Regions from separate parts of the Homo sapiens genome. Here region 1 is linked to region 2. The links are chromatin contacts, found by Hi-C or POLR2A ChIA-PET in ENCODE. All regions are on one chromosome and are shown on one strand. Each heading gives the region's core, a stretch centred on a gene start or an enhancer-like site at or near the end of the contact. The rest is flanking DNA. Distances are from core to core; before and after follow the strand shown. Region 1 overlaps CUX2 (cut like homeobox 2). Region 2 has its middle 5.5 kb from the start of VHRT.

Region 1 (3,196 bases), core at 141-2,640, 190 kb after region 2:
TGGAGACCTGCTGAATAAGGAAGGGAGTAACCACAAGGAAAAAAAAAAAAAAGGCAACAAAAACCAACTGGTGTAATTTAAACCCCTTCAAAGTTACCAGGCTGCTGGAGATTAGCATAGAGAAAATATGTCGGGGTCCACTTTGATTTGCAATTTGAGATAAATGCGGGAAACGTGTTTGTGCTTCCTCGGAGAGGATTATGTTGCCTTGCAAGTTGGGTTGTTGTCACTTTTGATTTTAGAATACTTACTTGTGCCTCCAGTAATGAACAAAAACCAAACCACACTGAAACCAGCCCGGGGGGGTCCTGCTGTCTCAGAAGCTCAAGGTATTCCTGTTTCTACTGAATTGCTATTTCCAGATTCCTGCCTGTCACCCGCCAGACTTTTAAGGGTTCTACGCTTGGGCTGCATCGACGCTGGTAGTTTATTTCAGACATAAGCAAATTGTCTTAAAGTTGTTACCACAAAAAAAAAAAAAAAAAACAACCCACAACTAACTCGATATCTTATTTTTGAGGGGGTGAATCATTCTTTACTATATTGATTTAATGTGCATTAATAATATAGTCCTCGCTCCAATAACCTTTCTATGTCACCCAGTTGCCCTCAACCAGAGTAGCAGCGAACTCGGTCAAATTTTAGATGCATTAAACATGAGCATGGAACTTAAACTAGAAGGCAGATTCTGAAATAAATGTGTTTTTTCTTTCTTTTTGTTTTCTTTTCTTTTTTCTTTTTTTTTTTTTTTTTTTTTTTTTGAGACGGATTCTTGCTCTATCGCCCAAGCTGGAGGGCTATGGCGCGATCTTGACTCACTGCAACCTCCGCCTCATGGGTTCATGCGATTCTCATGCCTCAGCCTCCCGAGTAGCTGGGACTACAGGTTTGTGCCACCACACCCAGCTAGTAGAGGTGGGGTTTCATCATGTTGGCCAGGCTGGTCTCGAACTCCTGGCCTCAAGGGATCCGCCCATCTCTGCCTCCCAAAGTGCTGGGATTACAGGTGTGAGCCACTATGCCCGGCCAATAAACGTATTTTCTATAAATAGTACTTTACCCAGTAATTGGACTTTTAAGAAAAACAGGATTTTAAGATAATTTTTCCCCCATTGAAATATGACTGTATAAGTTATAGGCCACAGATGCTTTCATGGGAGGTGTCATTATAGGTATGAATCTGACAGTTCTTGAATGCAGGGGCATTTGGGGTAAGGTCTTGCCTTTCCAAATTCTTAGGTAACTGTTCAAGAGCCCCTTCCACCGAGACCTAAAATACATGTGCTATTTCCAGGTGCTACGAGTTCTCAAAAACAAATCATTCCTAGGAGGTTAAATTCCGTTTCCACAGCTCATATCAAAACACCATCCTCCATCCCTCATGCAGTCCCCTGCTGGAAGTTTCTGGTTTGACTGGCTGACTGCTCTGTGGTCTAAATATAGCCATTTAAAAAGAAGATTATGGCCCGTCCACCTGGGACTGCCAAAAAGCCTTTCACGAGAACTCTTGAAAGCCTGATGCCTTTAATCCTCAACTTTAATTTAAAGAAATCTTCTCAACTCATATTCCATTTTCTACATTCTCTCCCCCACCCGTCCTCCATGACAGATCTTTTAATTTCCCCTACCCCACCTTTCATTACCGAGGAATAAGACTCTTTACAAGTAGTTTCTAGAGTAAGGATGGGCTAAGCTGTTTTAATTTCTTGCAAGGATGTTTTTATAGAAGAAAATCAAGTCAACACTCAAGAGTATACACAGCCCTTTATGGAGATGGAGAGAATTAATCAGGCCAGAAAGTTCGGAATATAAAACGGGACGGGGGAGGGGAAGGATGTTTCATCAAACCGAACTGCTCTGGGAGATGCAAAGATAAAAGGATTTCCCTCTCCGAGTGCCTTAAATATTGGCAGGCAGTAGGGTCAAGATTTTTTCTTTTGTTGTTATGGAAAGCCATACAGATAATTAATGCTGTTGAAAGAAGATTGTTCTGTTGGCGTCTGCAAGGCTGGCCCCCTAGTCTGGGATCTTCTGGAAAGAAACAAGTCAGGGAAAAAAGTTATGCACCAGGGGAGATCCTGCCAATTTGCACGAGCAATAAATAATGTCCAGAGAGCAAACAGCCACCGGCTAGTTGCTCGTGGCTGCAGATATTTGATATGGGGACACAAGTCAGTGCATGCAGTGAACTTCAAATGGGGCAGGGGACTGACCCACCCCGCCCTGTCACAGGCTGCTTCTTTTAAACAATAATTATTAAAGAAAGGAAGTTGCAACAGAAGCCCAGGAAGGTTATGCATCGGCTTTGATATTTACAGTTTTTATTTCTTCCTGGATGGATAACTCCTGCTGTAATTTAATGGGCAGGAAATGTTTGATCGCCTCCTTGGATGTCCGATGCAGCCACAAGGTCTGGGAGTCCTGGCCAGGCCTGCTGGGCCCCAGGAGCCTTCCGTGTCTCTGGCTGACCCAGTCCTGAAGGGACTCAGAAAACTCAATAAACCCCAGAGTGATAACAGAAATAGCTAATGCTTACCCGGCATATAGTTTCTTTCTTTCTTTTTTTTGAGACAGGGTCTCCCTCTGTCGCCCAGGCTGAAGTGCAGTGGTGCCATCTTGGCTCACTGCAACCTCCGCCTCCCAGGCTCAAGTGATTTTCGTGCCTCAGCCTCCCAAATAGCTGGGATTACAGGTGCACACCACCACGCCCAGCTAATTTTTTGTATTTTTAGTAGAGACAGGGTTTTGCCATGTTGGCCAGGCTGGTCTCAAACTCCTGGTCTCAAGCAATCCACCAATCTCGGCCTCCCAAAGTGCTGGGATTAGAGGCATGAGCCACCACGCCCAGCCATTACCAGGCACTTTGTATGTGTTGGATCACATGCACTTTCTATACATTAGCTCACTTAATTTTTTTTTTGAGACAGGGTCTCACTGTATTGCCCAGGCTGGAATGCGGTGGCACAGTCATGGATCACAGCAACTTCCACCTCTCAGGCTCAAGCGATCCTCCTACCTCCACCTCCTGAGTAACTGAGACTATAGGTACATACCCCCACACCTAGCTAATTTTAGTGTTTTTGGTAGAGACGGGGTTTCACTATGTTGCCCAGGCTAATTTCAAACTCCTGAGCTCAAGCAATCCCCCTGCCTCGGCCTCCCAAAGTGCTGGGATTACAGGCGTGAGCCACCGCGC
Region 2 (3,255 bases), core at 685-3,184:
GGAGGTTGCAGTGAGCTGAGATTGCACCACCGCACTCCAGCCTGGCGACAGAGCGAGAGTCCGTCTCAAAAAAGAAAAGAAAAGAAAAGAAATAACATGTTCCAATGAAAAGAAAAGAAATAACATGTTCCAATATGAATTCATTTTCTCTCCTCTTCCTCTCCCAAATCCTTTTCCTGTTAATGACTTCACCTCTCTCTTAGGTTCCCAGACCAAAATCCTCAGCCATTTTGATTCTGCCCTACTAGTGACAAAATCTATCTATTCTTCCTCTAAAATGTCTTGCAAATCCATTTCCTCAAGTCCAGCCCCAGCTGTGGCCTAAGGTAGTAGGCCCCAACTGGTTTTGGGCCTCCTCTCTCTTGTCTTTATATCTTGCCCTTCACACACTCTGAGTCCAACTCCTTTCCCCCATACCCCATTCTGATGATGACTTGTACATGCTCTAGAACCCTCAGTGGTTCCCCACTACCTCAGGAGGAAATCTCCCCTCCTTAGCCTGACAGCTAAGATCTTTTATCACTTGACCCTGTCCTACCAGAATGGTGTTATGATTGTAAGCTGGGTTCCAGGTCAGCTCCTCCACTTCCTTGACTGTGGGGCCCCTGGACAGGTGACTTAACCACCCTAAACCTCAGAGTCTTCACTTGATAAATGGAGAAAACTATCATGCTAGCTTTGGAAGAGTGTCGTTCAAGTGAAACTAGATAATTGTGATACTAACGATAGCAGCTAACATTTATTGTGTGTTTATTCTGTTCCAAGCACCATCCACATGGTTACTCATGCAATGAGTGTAAATGGCTTTGCACAGCGCCAGGCATGGAGAGTACAGGCACTGTGCGTGAGAGAGTGTATGTGTGTGAGTGTATGAGTGTGTGTGACTGCGTGAGAGAGTGTATGTGTGTGAGTGTATGAGTGTGTGTGACTGCGTGAGTGTGTGTATGAGTGTGTGTGACTGTGACTGTGTGTTTGTGAGTGTGTGTGACAGGTGTGTATGTGACTGTGTGAGTGTGTGAGTGTATGTGTGTGTAAGTGTATGTGTGTGACGTGTGTGTATGTGTGCCACGTGTCTGTGTATGTGAGTGTGTGAGTGTGTATATGTGAGTGTGTTAAAATGTGTGAGTGTGTGTGAGTGTGTATAAGCGTGTGTGTGATTGTGAGAGTGTGTGTGTGAGTGAATGTGTGAGAGAGTGTGTATGTGAGAGTGTGAGTGTGTGAGTGGGTGTGTGTATGAGTGTGTGTGGTTATTACTGGTTGTCTTCCCAGCCTCATTTCCTACTCCGGCCCCCACCTCACCCTCCAGCCCGTTATTCAGTGCTCTTAGGGACAGCTGCTCTGAGCTGGCGGAGTAGAAGCTATCATGTATTGAGTGCTCCAGTGGACTGGGGGAGGCAGGCCTGCCCGCCATGGCCACCACCCAGCCACTGCATAGCTTGCCAAACTGAAGTCCCAAAAGAAATCAAATCGCCATCATCCCCCTTCCCTAGAGCTCCTTGCATGTCACGCACTGAGCCATATGCTTTACTCACCGTCGGATATAATCCTCACAACACTATGAGGAAGGTACTAATATTAGACCCATTTTCCAGATGAGGAAACTGACGCTCAGGGAGGAGTAGTCACTCCCCAAGGCCCTACTGCTAGCATCTGGTAGCGCTGGGCTTCGAACTCAGATTGTCGGACTCCTCTGTACACACTTTTCCTCCCCATGGTATTCTGGTTTCAAAGCCGGGGGATCCGGCCCCACCTCTCACTACCCTCCAGGATCCCAGAGCTCGGATCCAGCCTCAACGACCCAGATAGCCCTGCAGTGGCTTTCTTGTCCCTGGTATTTTTAGCCCTCGGTCATCTATCTTGCCTGCACTGGGGACAGCGGCACTCAGACAAGCCCATTTTTACTGGTGCCCTTCAGATGCCCGCGGGCTCAGCTGTCTCGGTGCCTGGCATTCCGGGGGTATTGTTCCTCTCTACGAGTCCCAGATTCCAGCAACAGCTGCTGCCCCAGGCTCCCCCGCCAGCTTCCCCCTGCGCTCCCCCTGCCCGCCTGCCAGAGCCCCCTTGCTGAAGAACGTGGCACAGTGACAGCCGAACCTGGTCCCGCATGCCTGGGCCCAGAGCTATATAAAGGCCACACTCCTGGCTCATTAGTCATCCGACCTGAGGTTGTCGGGTGAAGGACCTTTCAACGAGTCTTCAGGGGACACCCAGCTCTGCAGGCCCAGGCCCTTGCTCCTCCCCAGCACAGATGCAGGCGTCTGCGGGGCTTCCATTCTGGAGCAGCACTCTCATCCTGGGCTCTATGGATGTGAGGGGCTGGATAATTCTTTGTTACGGCAGTGGAGGGTGTCCCGTGCATTACGGTATGATCAGCCGCATCCTTGGTCTCCACCCACTAGCAGCCATTAGCAAACCCCCCTCCCAAATTGTGATATCCAAAAATGTCCTCAACATTGCTCACTGCCCTGAGGGGCATACATTATCCCAATTTCAGCACCATCGACATACAGAGCAATTCCTAGGAAGGGAGAGACAGGTTTTCTGCTCGTAGAGTTTGAGGATGGTTTAGGGCTGCCCGAGTCCACCGACCTCCTGAGGTCTCCTGGCTGGGGACTTTGGGGAAGAAGGGACATTGGAGTTGGGTCTGGGCTAGAATGTCACCTCTGCTGCTTGCTGACCGGATGAAACAGGTCCAGTGGCTTTTTCCGGTTCCATCTCCATTTCCATTTTTTTATCTGCAAAATGTGTTGGTTCAGAACACTGACCTCATGGCGGCGCTGTGAGGCTGGCTCGAGATAATTTTGAGCAAAACCCTTCGTTCTTCATAAATTCTGTTCCCGGGGGGCTAATCTGTGCGTGTTCTCAGATGAAAAGTCAGGATTTTTCCTCTCACTGTTGGGGAAAAGGACAACCCTAAGATCACTGAGTCCCAAATAGTCTTTTTTTTTTCTTTTTTGAGACAAGGTCTTGCTCTGTCATCCAGGCTGGAGCCTCAGCTCACTGTAACCTCTGCCTCCTGGGCTCAAGCAATCTTCCACCTAAGCCTTCCAAGTAGCTGGGACTACAGGTGTGCACCACAACACTCAGCTAATTTTTGTATTTTTTTTTTTTGAGATGGGGTCTTGCTATGTTGCCCAGGATGGTCTCCTGAGCTCTTCTGGGCTCAAGTGATCCACCCGCCTCAGCCTCCCAAAGTGCTGGGATTACAGGCGTGAGCCACCACACCCTGCCCCAAATACAGTCTTAATTCAGTGT

The links. Hi-C counts contacts between places; a loop is a spot of excess contacts on that map. ChIA-PET counts read pairs that join two places held with the same protein, here RNA polymerase II (POLR2A). Pooled maps may share reads with other maps.
Region 1: POLR2A ChIA-PET joins it to region 2 with 20 read pairs in activated CD4-positive, alpha-beta T cell. The contact joins two enhancer-like sites. A Hi-C loop is called at or near these places in 2 of 50 pooled maps. POLR2A ChIA-PET finds 5 or more read pairs at or near these places in 4 of 52 experiments (CD4-positive, alpha-beta T cell, OCI-LY7, Panc1 and 1 more).

What each region holds. Positions count from the first base shown.
Region 1 is chr12:111,120,634-111,123,829 of GRCh38, forward strand. The region is part of intron 1 of CUX2 (cut like homeobox 2); the gene reads left to right. Among named protein-coding and RNA genes, the nearest start is that of CUX2, 88 kb to the left of the region's middle. Within about 2 kb of position 1,391, at least 2 of the 41 ENCODE cell types and tissues checked have a DNase peak (open chromatin) inside an H3K27ac peak, as active enhancers do.
Region 2 is chr12:110,929,502-110,932,756 of GRCh38, forward strand. No RefSeq gene overlaps it. Among named protein-coding and RNA genes, the nearest start is that of VHRT, 5.5 kb to the right of the region's middle. RefSeq lists an enhancer at 1-2,377. Within about 2 kb of position 1,935, at least 5 of the 41 ENCODE cell types and tissues checked have a DNase peak (open chromatin) inside an H3K27ac peak, as active enhancers do.